Regions from separate parts of the Homo sapiens genome. Here all the other regions are linked to region 3. A link is a contact called in ENCODE Hi-C or POLR2A ChIA-PET data. All regions are on one chromosome and are shown on one strand. The core of a region is the stretch at or near the end of the contact, and the rest is flanking DNA. Distances in the headings are between cores, read along the strand shown. Region 1 has its middle 6.3 kb from the start of MIR101-1. Region 2 holds the start of MIER1 (MIER1 transcriptional regulator). Region 3 holds the start of JUN (Jun proto-oncogene, AP-1 transcription factor subunit).

Region 1 (2,700 bases), core at 22-2,521, 6.3 Mb after region 3:
AGCAGTGGAAAATAGAAACACAAACATGAAATAACAATATTTCATACAGTCACCACTTTTGAAATTAATCCATGGGGCTAGGCACAGTGGCTCATGCCTGTAATCCCAGCAGTTTGGGAGGCCAAGGCGGATGGATCACCCGAGCTTAGGAGTTCAAGACCAGCCTGGCCAACGTGGGGAAACCCCATCTCTACTAAAAATACAAAAAATCTGCCGGGCGTGGTGGCACACACCTGTAGTCCCAGCTACTCTGGAGGCTGAGACAAGAGGATCGCTTGAACCTGGGAGGTGGAGGTTGCAGTGAGCCAAGATCGCGTCACTGCACTCCAGCCTGGAAGACAGAGAGAGACTCTATCTCAAAAAAAAAAAAAAAAAAAGAAAGAAAAAAAGAAAAGAAATTAATTCATAGATGAAAAGGAGTAATGCAGGCCTGAGCTGTCCAATGAAGTATATAATGCAAGCTACACATGTAATTTTTAATTCTCTAGTAGCCACACTAATAAACAGGTGGAATTAATAGCATATTCATTTAACCCAATATATCTAAAATATTATCATCTGAACATGGAATCAACATAAAATTAATGGGCTATTCTACTTTTTTTGCATTCTTTGAAATCTGAAGATTACTTTGCACTTACATATCCCAATTCTAAATTTTCATCAAAATACTTAATTTGCGTTTGGATTTCAAAACACTTAGTTTCAAAAGTAGATGCGTAAGCTCAAGTATGTTTCCAAATATAAATAAGCTTTCCAATAACTAAATCAAGTTATCAAAGTCTAAAATTAAATAAAATTTAAAATTGAGCTCTTCCTCACCCTAGCCATATTTCAGGTGGTTAATAGCCACGTGGCTAGTGGCTACCATATTAGGGCAGGTATCCTGTCTCTGTCACCTGGATTCTTTTAAACCCGAACCAGAGTAAAAGATGTTACCCCATCAACCAGAAAGTCATCTTACAGCACCCACCAAGTGCTCAAATTATACCAAGTATTTTCTGCTCCACTTCCAATCTTTAAGTTGTCAACACTTCAGTGATTATCGTTTATTAGGTAGCCCTTCCAAAAGACTGAGTATTTTAGCTCAGAGAGGAAAGCATATCTCAATTCAGGGACTGAATGGAGACACTGAGTGAGATTCAAAGACAAGAAGTTAATTTCCAAGGTAGAGGTGGAAAATCCTGACATCCTTACTTCTTTGTCCAGGGTATCAGTCACCTACAAAAGTTACAATTATTGTTTATCACAATTATTGTTTATGAGCCTCTCAACTTACATACTCACAGCAGCTGTCACTGCATCCTCAGGTTCTCTGTCTTCAAGTGCCCTCCTAGCTTCCTGAAACAACCTTCTCTATCTAGAGCAGATTCTGCAGAGAGGCCCCTCTTTAATTCATATTCTGAAACGTGCTTGTTATTGTTGACGTACAAAAACTTATGAATAATTCAATAAATGAATCTTGAACCATCCTATTTATCATTCAGTGGTCTAGGTACCCAACTCTAGAGGAAAGCTTTTCTGAAATACACGGTAAGTATCCCCCAACCCTCCCTCAAAGGAACCAATTATGAACACTATACAGTCTTCTCTCCCTTCTCACTCCCCATGTCAAAGTTCATTGTGTTCCTCCTGCAGCTGATTTAAAAGTTGATCTTTTCAAGGAGCTGGATTCCTAAGGTAGTTCTATTTTGAGCCTTCTTCCTGTTCTGAAGCTAAAGTTGGAAGGGCTTAGGTGGTGATGTCATGGAAGGGAGACTGTTGGTTTTTATAGGAGGGTCTTCTCTGGCAACTCTGGGGATGCTCAAATGGGGAAAACTCAGAGTGTTACTTTTGATCTTTTCCCCCCTCCTTCCCTTTATAGAATATCAGCTATTCCTTAGCCAGCAAGAAAACAAGTTCAAATAAGCCTGCAAACAGATTTACATATTTTACATGCTAAACATCTAATAAATGAAAAGACTGAGAAAAAGAAAAATGCCTCACTGTAAGGAACAGAGGGTGACAACCTCTTTCTCCACCCCTCTCCCCAAATATCTATCACAGAACAAGGGGCAAAGAGGAGGGGAGGGTCGACTGGTAAGCAGAATAAAGGGATTATAAAGCTAGGAGGCTTTTAGAGGGAAACGCTGTTGGAATATTCAGGACAGGAGACCCTTGGGTCCCTGCTCTTCCTCTGTGTTTTCCTCCCTTTTGGAATGGTTAGACTTGGGCTGGGTGTGTCTTCTGCTTGGGAGGCGTTTTTTTTGGCGCTGGAAAAGCAAAAGGGGCCAGGGTGGGGCCTGGGGAAAGAAAGCCAGAGACAGGCTGCTTAGGCCTGGCTCTGGGTTAAGCTTAAGGGGAAAATAAAGGGGGCTACGGAGGGACAGCAGATTCCATTAGAAGACCCAGAGGGGAATAAAAAACAGCGCACTGGCCAAAGGGGGTCACTTCTCTCTCTCCCTCAACCTAGGCCCAGGAGCTATTTGCTGGTTGGTGGGGGACAGGTCCAGAGGGAAGAGAAAATCCCAAAACATCTGCAGATCACAACTTGCCGGGGGAAAGGGGGGCTGGGGACAGACATGCCAAATTAAATCAGCAGGTGAAAGCAGCAATTTTTGGCCAATGCTGGGATTGCGGAGAGGACTAACTAAGAACCCTGGAGAGCAGGGGATTCCCTGGTTTCTCAGCTCACCTCTCCTTCAAAGCAGGGATAAGCAC
Region 2 (2,700 bases), core at 13-2,512, 8.1 Mb after region 3:
CTCTCAACAAGTTCCGCTGAAGAAAGATTAGCTGAGGTGGAGGAGATTGGAGAGGGGAAGAGAAAACAAATTACTTAGGGAATTTTGGGGGAACTTAGTGGGCAGCATTACGGGCAGCGCTAAGGAACCATTTAAAGTAAGACAAGTCCACACAGCTGTGTGCTTTTCTACAGTCTTGTTCAACTGCTGCATAACAACAGAATGTTGGAAGCAGGAATTAGTTTTAAAGTAAGATGGTATTGACGAGACGACAATAAAATACCTCTACTACAGAGCACAGCAATGTTCGGCCTGGTGGCTCACAGAAGCTGAGGCTCTTGAACGTCTGGGCACAGCATGAAAGCATCAAGCTTGAGAGACTGCAGGCCTTAACAAACTAGAAGTGCTAGAACGATGGTTCTAAACCAGGTCTTTTCTCACACAGCAAGCACAGCAATAGAGATTTATTTTATCTTATTTTTTAGACAGAGTCTCGCTCTGTTGCTCAGGCTCGAGTGCAACGGCACGATCTCGGCTTACTGCAACCTCCGCCTTCCGGGTTCAAGGGATTCTCCTGCCTCAGCCTCCCAAGTAGCTGGGATTACAGGCATGTGCCACCACGTCCGGCTAACTTTTTGTATTTTTAGTACAGACGGGGTTTCACCATGTTGGCCAGCCTGGACGCTAACTTCTGACCTCAGGTGATCCACCCCACTCGGCCTCCCAAAGTGCCGGGATTACAGGTGTGAGCCACCGCGCCCAGCCCAGTAGAGATTCTTTTAAAGACTGCGGTAGGTCGATAAAGGAGACATTGTGGCCTAGGAGCTTCAAGGTCTACAGACTGAACCCAGTTAGGGTAGGGCCCCTTTCCAAATCCAGAAATGGTATCTATTAATAGAAGGGCTCCCTCCGGGTCCCAGGGGGATGGACTACGGTTTTTAGCGCCGGAACTTACAACCCGAAGTTCTGCTGCTTGTGACTGCCTGCCGGAGAGACTGGCATGGTGGCGACCAGCTGGGGAGTGGTGCACCACCCCTTTTTTTGGCCGCCTCTGAAGTCCCTGTACCCCCAAGCTCCTCCGTTAGCGGCTCGGGCCGAGGCTCCGGAATGTTTGCCGGGCGTCATGGCGACGGTGGAGCCCTGGCTCAACAAGCGGCCGCGCGGTTGGCTGGCGGCACGAGGCCGAGGAGGAGGGCGGAGGCGGAGGGGAGGGCAGAGGGTTGGTGGAGCTGGAGGAAGCTCCGGACGACGACTGGAAGAAGGAGGCGGGCGGCCCGGGCCTCAGGCCCCTCCCAGGCTCTGAGTCTCCCGGCTGCAGGCGGATGGATGGGGCTTCTTCAGGCGGTGGCGGCAGCAGCGAAGGTGGCGGCGGCAGCAGCGGCAGCGGCTGTAAGTGCAGCCTCCACAAGCCATCTCTCCCCTTCTATTCCAGTTTGGGATGAGGGGCTCCTGAGGTGTCCTCAGTCCCCTTTCTCTCCTTCCCCTCCCCCACGGCAGTGTACCGCCCGGAAGACCCTTAACTTCCGGGGAGGGGCTGCCGCAGAACGCGCCTGGCTTGCTCTCCGCCGGCTGCCAAAGGCGCATGCGCAGCTTCCTCCCTCTGGCCATCGACTGCCTCCCAGCGCCGCCTTTTTGCCTTCGCGGTGGTGGCGCCGCGCTGGGAATCCGCTGCGGAGTGAGTTCGCCTCGCCCCGTTCGCTTCGGTCCCTGATCCCAGTCGGGGTGGGGCTAAGCTGACCACCCTGCTGTGGCTCCGCCTCTTTCTCCTGTATTTCCCTCACTTGTGTCCCATCCCCGGGAGGCTCTCGCTTGCACTGCAGCCTTTATGGTGAGCAGCGCCCTGGGCCAACTTGCCCTTTTCGGATGGAGTCAGGGAGGGAGGAGAGACTCGAATAGGGTATTACTGTAAGGAAACGAGGTCCTCCTAGCGCGTGGGAGGATCCCTTGGGACAGATGCCCGCCGCTCTTTACTCTTGTTCTTTCAGCTTGTAGTGGCTAGGTCCCTGGCCTGGAGCCTATCTGTGGTCCCTGCATGCTGTGTAACCTTGAGCGAGTCACTATCCCTCTCTGGGCTTCAGTTTTCCCTATTTAAAGCTTCCTCCAACGCTAGAATTCTGCATTTCTGCAGAAGAACTTATGTAATTACAAGATTGACTTGGCTATTGAGGCCGCTTCACCAAGATGACCCGGAGTTGACTGAACCTTCTTCACTTATGGGTGGAATGAGGCGACCTATTTATTGGGTCGCTTTTATTCCTTTATCATTAGTTACAAATTGCATGACTTAAGGCTCATTAAATGTTTTTCTAAAATTGTCATGGGATCCTTGTCCTGATTCCCGACCATCTTTTTAAAAATGCGAAACAGGGTGGATGGTGAGCTTGTATCATCGTTTCTGTCTCCTTGCTACTGAGGCTCTCTTTCCTTTGATCCAGATGGTGTGGTCGCTCGATTCTCCCAGTGCCTGGCTGAGTTTCGGACGTGGTTAAGAACCAACTGGTTGAGGTTCAATGCAGACAAGACGGATGTGATGCTGGTAGGCAGGGGTACACTTGGAGATTAAGGGAGGGAAAATCCAAACTCCCTCAAGTAATATAAGATTATATTACTCTTCTTATATGTTCCAGTGTTTGAGAACTGATGGGCCAAAAATTTCCAGAATTTGGGTGAGATAAAAATAACATGTCATCAATGTAAAAACCATAATCATAGTTTGTAATA
Region 3 (2,812 bases), core at 309-2,808:
GCCGGCCGCGCCGTAGGAGGGCGCCCCGCCGCCGCTGCTCAGCGCGCCTGGGTTGAAGTTGCTGAGGTTTGCGTAGACCGGCGGCTCGCTGTGCAGGCTGGCGCTGAAGCCGCCGCTGCCGCTGCCCCCTGCCACCGAGGCTACCGCGGGAGCCACCATGCCTGCCCCGTTGACCGGCTGCGCCGCCGACGTGACGCTGGGCAGCGTGTTCTGGCTGTGCAGTTCGGCCAGGGCGCGCACGAAGCCCTCGGCGAAGCCCTCCTGCTCATCTGTCACGTTCTTGGGGCACAGGAACTGGGTGGGGGTCGGCGTGGTGGTGATGTGCCCGTTGCTGGACTGGATTATCAGGCGCTCCAGCTCGGGCGACGCCAGCTTGAGCAGCCCCACGTCGGGCGAGGTGAGGAGGTCCGAGTTCTTGGCGCGGAGGTGCGGCTTCAGGCTCCCCACTGGGTCGGCCAGGTTCAGGGTCATGCTCTGTTTCAGGATCTTGGGGTTACTGTAGCCATAAGGTCCGCTCTCGGACGGGAGGAACGAGGCGTTGAGGGCATCGTCATAGAAGGTCGTTTCCATCTTTGCAGTCATAGAACAGTCCGTCACTTCACGTGAGGTTAGTTTGGGCTGCGCGCACAAGTTTCGGGGCCGCAACAGGGCTGTGGCAAGCGGGGGACACCCGCGCCCCCCGGAGCCTTTGACAGGGAAAGTTTCTCTAAGAGCGCACGCACCCGCTGGCTGTCGTCCCCGCTGCGCCCTCCTCACCAGCTCGCTCCAGGGAGCGCAGGGTTAATTAAGATGCCTCCCGCACTCTTACTTGTCGACTCGCGCGCGCTACCCGGCTTTGAAAAGTCGCGGTCACTCACTGAGCGCTCTTCGTGCGCAGCGGTTCCTCGGAGTCCGCAGGCGAACTCACTTCCCAGAGCAGCGGCTCTCCCCGCGGAGCGGATCAGTGCGGACCCTGCAGTGGCCGGCCGGCGGCGGGTCTTGGCCGCCCGGACTCCGACGACTTGTCCCCTCCTCCGCTGCTAGGGGGAGGGGGCGCCCGGCAGCCGCGGCTCGCGCTCGCCCAAGTTCAACAACCGGTGCGAGCGAAGCTGAGCGCACGTCCTTCTTCTCTTGCGTGGCTCTCCGCCGCCTTCTGGTCTTTACCGCCGTGGAGAAGCCTAAGACGCAGGAAAGGCTTGCAAAAGTTGGCTCCGGGACTCTGCCACTTGTCTCCGGTCCTCCCAGCCGGGAAAGTTCTTTGCTGCTGCAGCCGCTCGCCGACTTCCCCCGGCGGGCGCGTGGGTACCGCTGCTTTCCGCCGCTGTCAACAGCGCCTGGGCAGCAGGGCTCTCCTCCCGGGGGCGGCTGGAGACCAGGCTCTCTGGACACTCCCGAAACACCAGCCCGGGAGCCACAGGCGCTAGCTCTGGGCAGTTAGAGAGAAGGTGAAAAGAAAATAAGATTTGCAGTTCGGACTATACTGCCGACCTGGCTGGCTGGCTGTGTCTGTCTGTCTGCCTGACTCCGCGCACCTCCACTCCCGCCTCGCTGCTTCAGCCACACTCAGTGCAACTCTGAGCCCTTATCCAGCCCGAGCTCAACACTTATCTGCTACCAGTCAACCCCTAAAAATAGCCCATGATGTCACCCCAAGGCCTTCCCATTGGCTCGCGTCGCTCTCAGGGGGGCGGGCCCGCCCGTCACCATGGAGACTCCACCCTAGAAGATTCTTCTCTGGGCCCGCGGAGGCTCACGGGATGAGGTAATGCTCCGCTGCCCTCCTACAGTCGGGCCCTTCTTTCTCCTACCCTCCCCCCTGCCGCACGCCTCTCGGCCCTCTCTTCCCCGGTCCCCTCCCCGGGCCGTTTTTCCCGGCCCGCCCGGTGCATTGTGGGCTGACGTCTTGGGGTTTGACTGTCTAGTGACGGTGGCTGCCGCGAGCGGGCGGACGCTCGCAACCTCTGATGGAGGGGGGCTCAAGTTCACGGCTGCGGACGGGGATGCGGGGGATGCAGGGACCCGGGAGGCCAGGGAACCTGGCCAGTTGTTTTGGGCCAGGGGTGCGGGCGAGGGGTGGTTGTTGTTTCCCCACTTGTGGGGCCCGAAGTCATCCACCGGCGGCCGCCACCGCGCGGGGCTGGAGGCTGAGAATCCAAGTACGCTGCCACCCCCCCGCACTTCCGGGGGGGCGGGAATACCGCCCTTAAGGTGGCTCTGTGAAGTCCCAGGTGGGGGCGAGCCTAAGGGGACTTAAGTTTAGGGGCGGTCTCCCGAGAGTCGGCCCCCCACGTTGAGAACACTCCGAAGTTTGCATCTCGGTCAAGTTCAGGAGCGACGGTCCGCGGGGTCGTCTGGCTGCTCGTAGAAGCCGAGAGATTTGTATTGCCCGAAACTGGACGCTCAGCTGAGTCTCCGTTGCACCCCACTTCATCCTCCGGGACCGTGGGGGAAAGGGCGCGGGGGTTCACAGCTTTGCCTCGGAGGGGCAGTTTTTATAGTGGGCGCAATTGGTGGGTAACAGGGTCCAGATGGGAACAAGCGTGTAGGCGATCCGAAACTCGGGGAACCCCGGTGTTAGTCTACTCCCCCTCCCGCCCCCGGACAACACGCACACGCTTAACACAACACGCACAACATAACGCGCGCGCGCGCGCACACACACACTCCATCCGCGCCGAGTTGCTTCCGGGAAAACAAGCCCAGAAGGCGGCGGACACTCGCATAAAGTCACGCAGTAGTACTCGGAGCCCGGGGTAGAACCTGGACTTCAAATCTCTGCACTCCCGGCCGGGTGGTGGGCGCATATCCTGGGTAGCCTCTAGGAAGCGCTAGA

The links. Hi-C counts contacts between places; a loop is a spot of excess contacts on that map. ChIA-PET counts read pairs that join two places held with the same protein, here RNA polymerase II (POLR2A). Pooled maps may share reads with other maps.
Region 1: a loop to region 3 is called in a map of CD8-positive, alpha-beta T cell, with 6 times the contacts of the local background. The contact joins the enhancer-like site here to the promoter of JUN in region 3. A Hi-C loop is called at or near these places in 2 of 168 maps with a recorded cell type or tissue (CD8-positive, alpha-beta T cell and naive thymus-derived CD4-positive, alpha-beta T cell) and 4 of 50 pooled maps.
Region 2: a pooled map shows a loop between it and region 3 (10-fold over the local background). The contact joins the promoter of MIER1 here to the promoter of JUN in region 3. A Hi-C loop is called at or near these places in 2 of 50 pooled maps. POLR2A ChIA-PET finds 5 or more read pairs at or near these places in 2 of 52 experiments (T-cell and activated CD4-positive, alpha-beta T cell).

Annotation. Positions count from the first base shown.
Region 1 is chr1:65,063,447-65,066,146 of GRCh38, forward strand. It overlaps a transcript of JAK1 not described here. Among named protein-coding and RNA genes, the nearest start is that of MIR101-1, 6.3 kb to the left of the region's middle. Within about 2 kb of position 1,272, at least 3 of the 41 ENCODE cell types and tissues checked have a DNase peak (open chromatin) inside an H3K27ac peak, as active enhancers do; they include CD8-positive, alpha-beta T cell, where a contact is called at or near this core.
Region 2 is chr1:66,923,728-66,926,427 of GRCh38, forward strand. It overlaps MIER1 (MIER1 transcriptional regulator), which reads left to right and starts at 1,263. Exons shown (of 14, transcript NM_001077700.3): 1 at 1,263-1,368; 2 at 2,415-2,515. The coding sequence starts at 1,302. It overlaps DNAI4 (dynein axonemal intermediate chain 4), which reads right to left and starts at 1,129. Exons shown (of 17, transcript NM_024763.5): 1 at 935-1,129. The coding sequence starts at 1,104. RefSeq lists enhancers at 832-991, 1,282-1,561 and a silencer at 1,132-1,251.
Region 3 is chr1:58,782,489-58,785,300 of GRCh38, forward strand. It overlaps JUN (Jun proto-oncogene, AP-1 transcription factor subunit), which reads right to left and starts at 1,559. Exons shown (of 1, transcript NM_002228.4): 1 at 1-1,559. The coding sequence starts at 582. JUN-DT (JUN divergent transcript) reads left to right here and starts at 2,663. Exons shown (of 2, transcript NR_108106.1): 1 at 2,663-2,812. RefSeq lists enhancers at 1,257-2,004, 1,519-1,778, 2,005-2,750.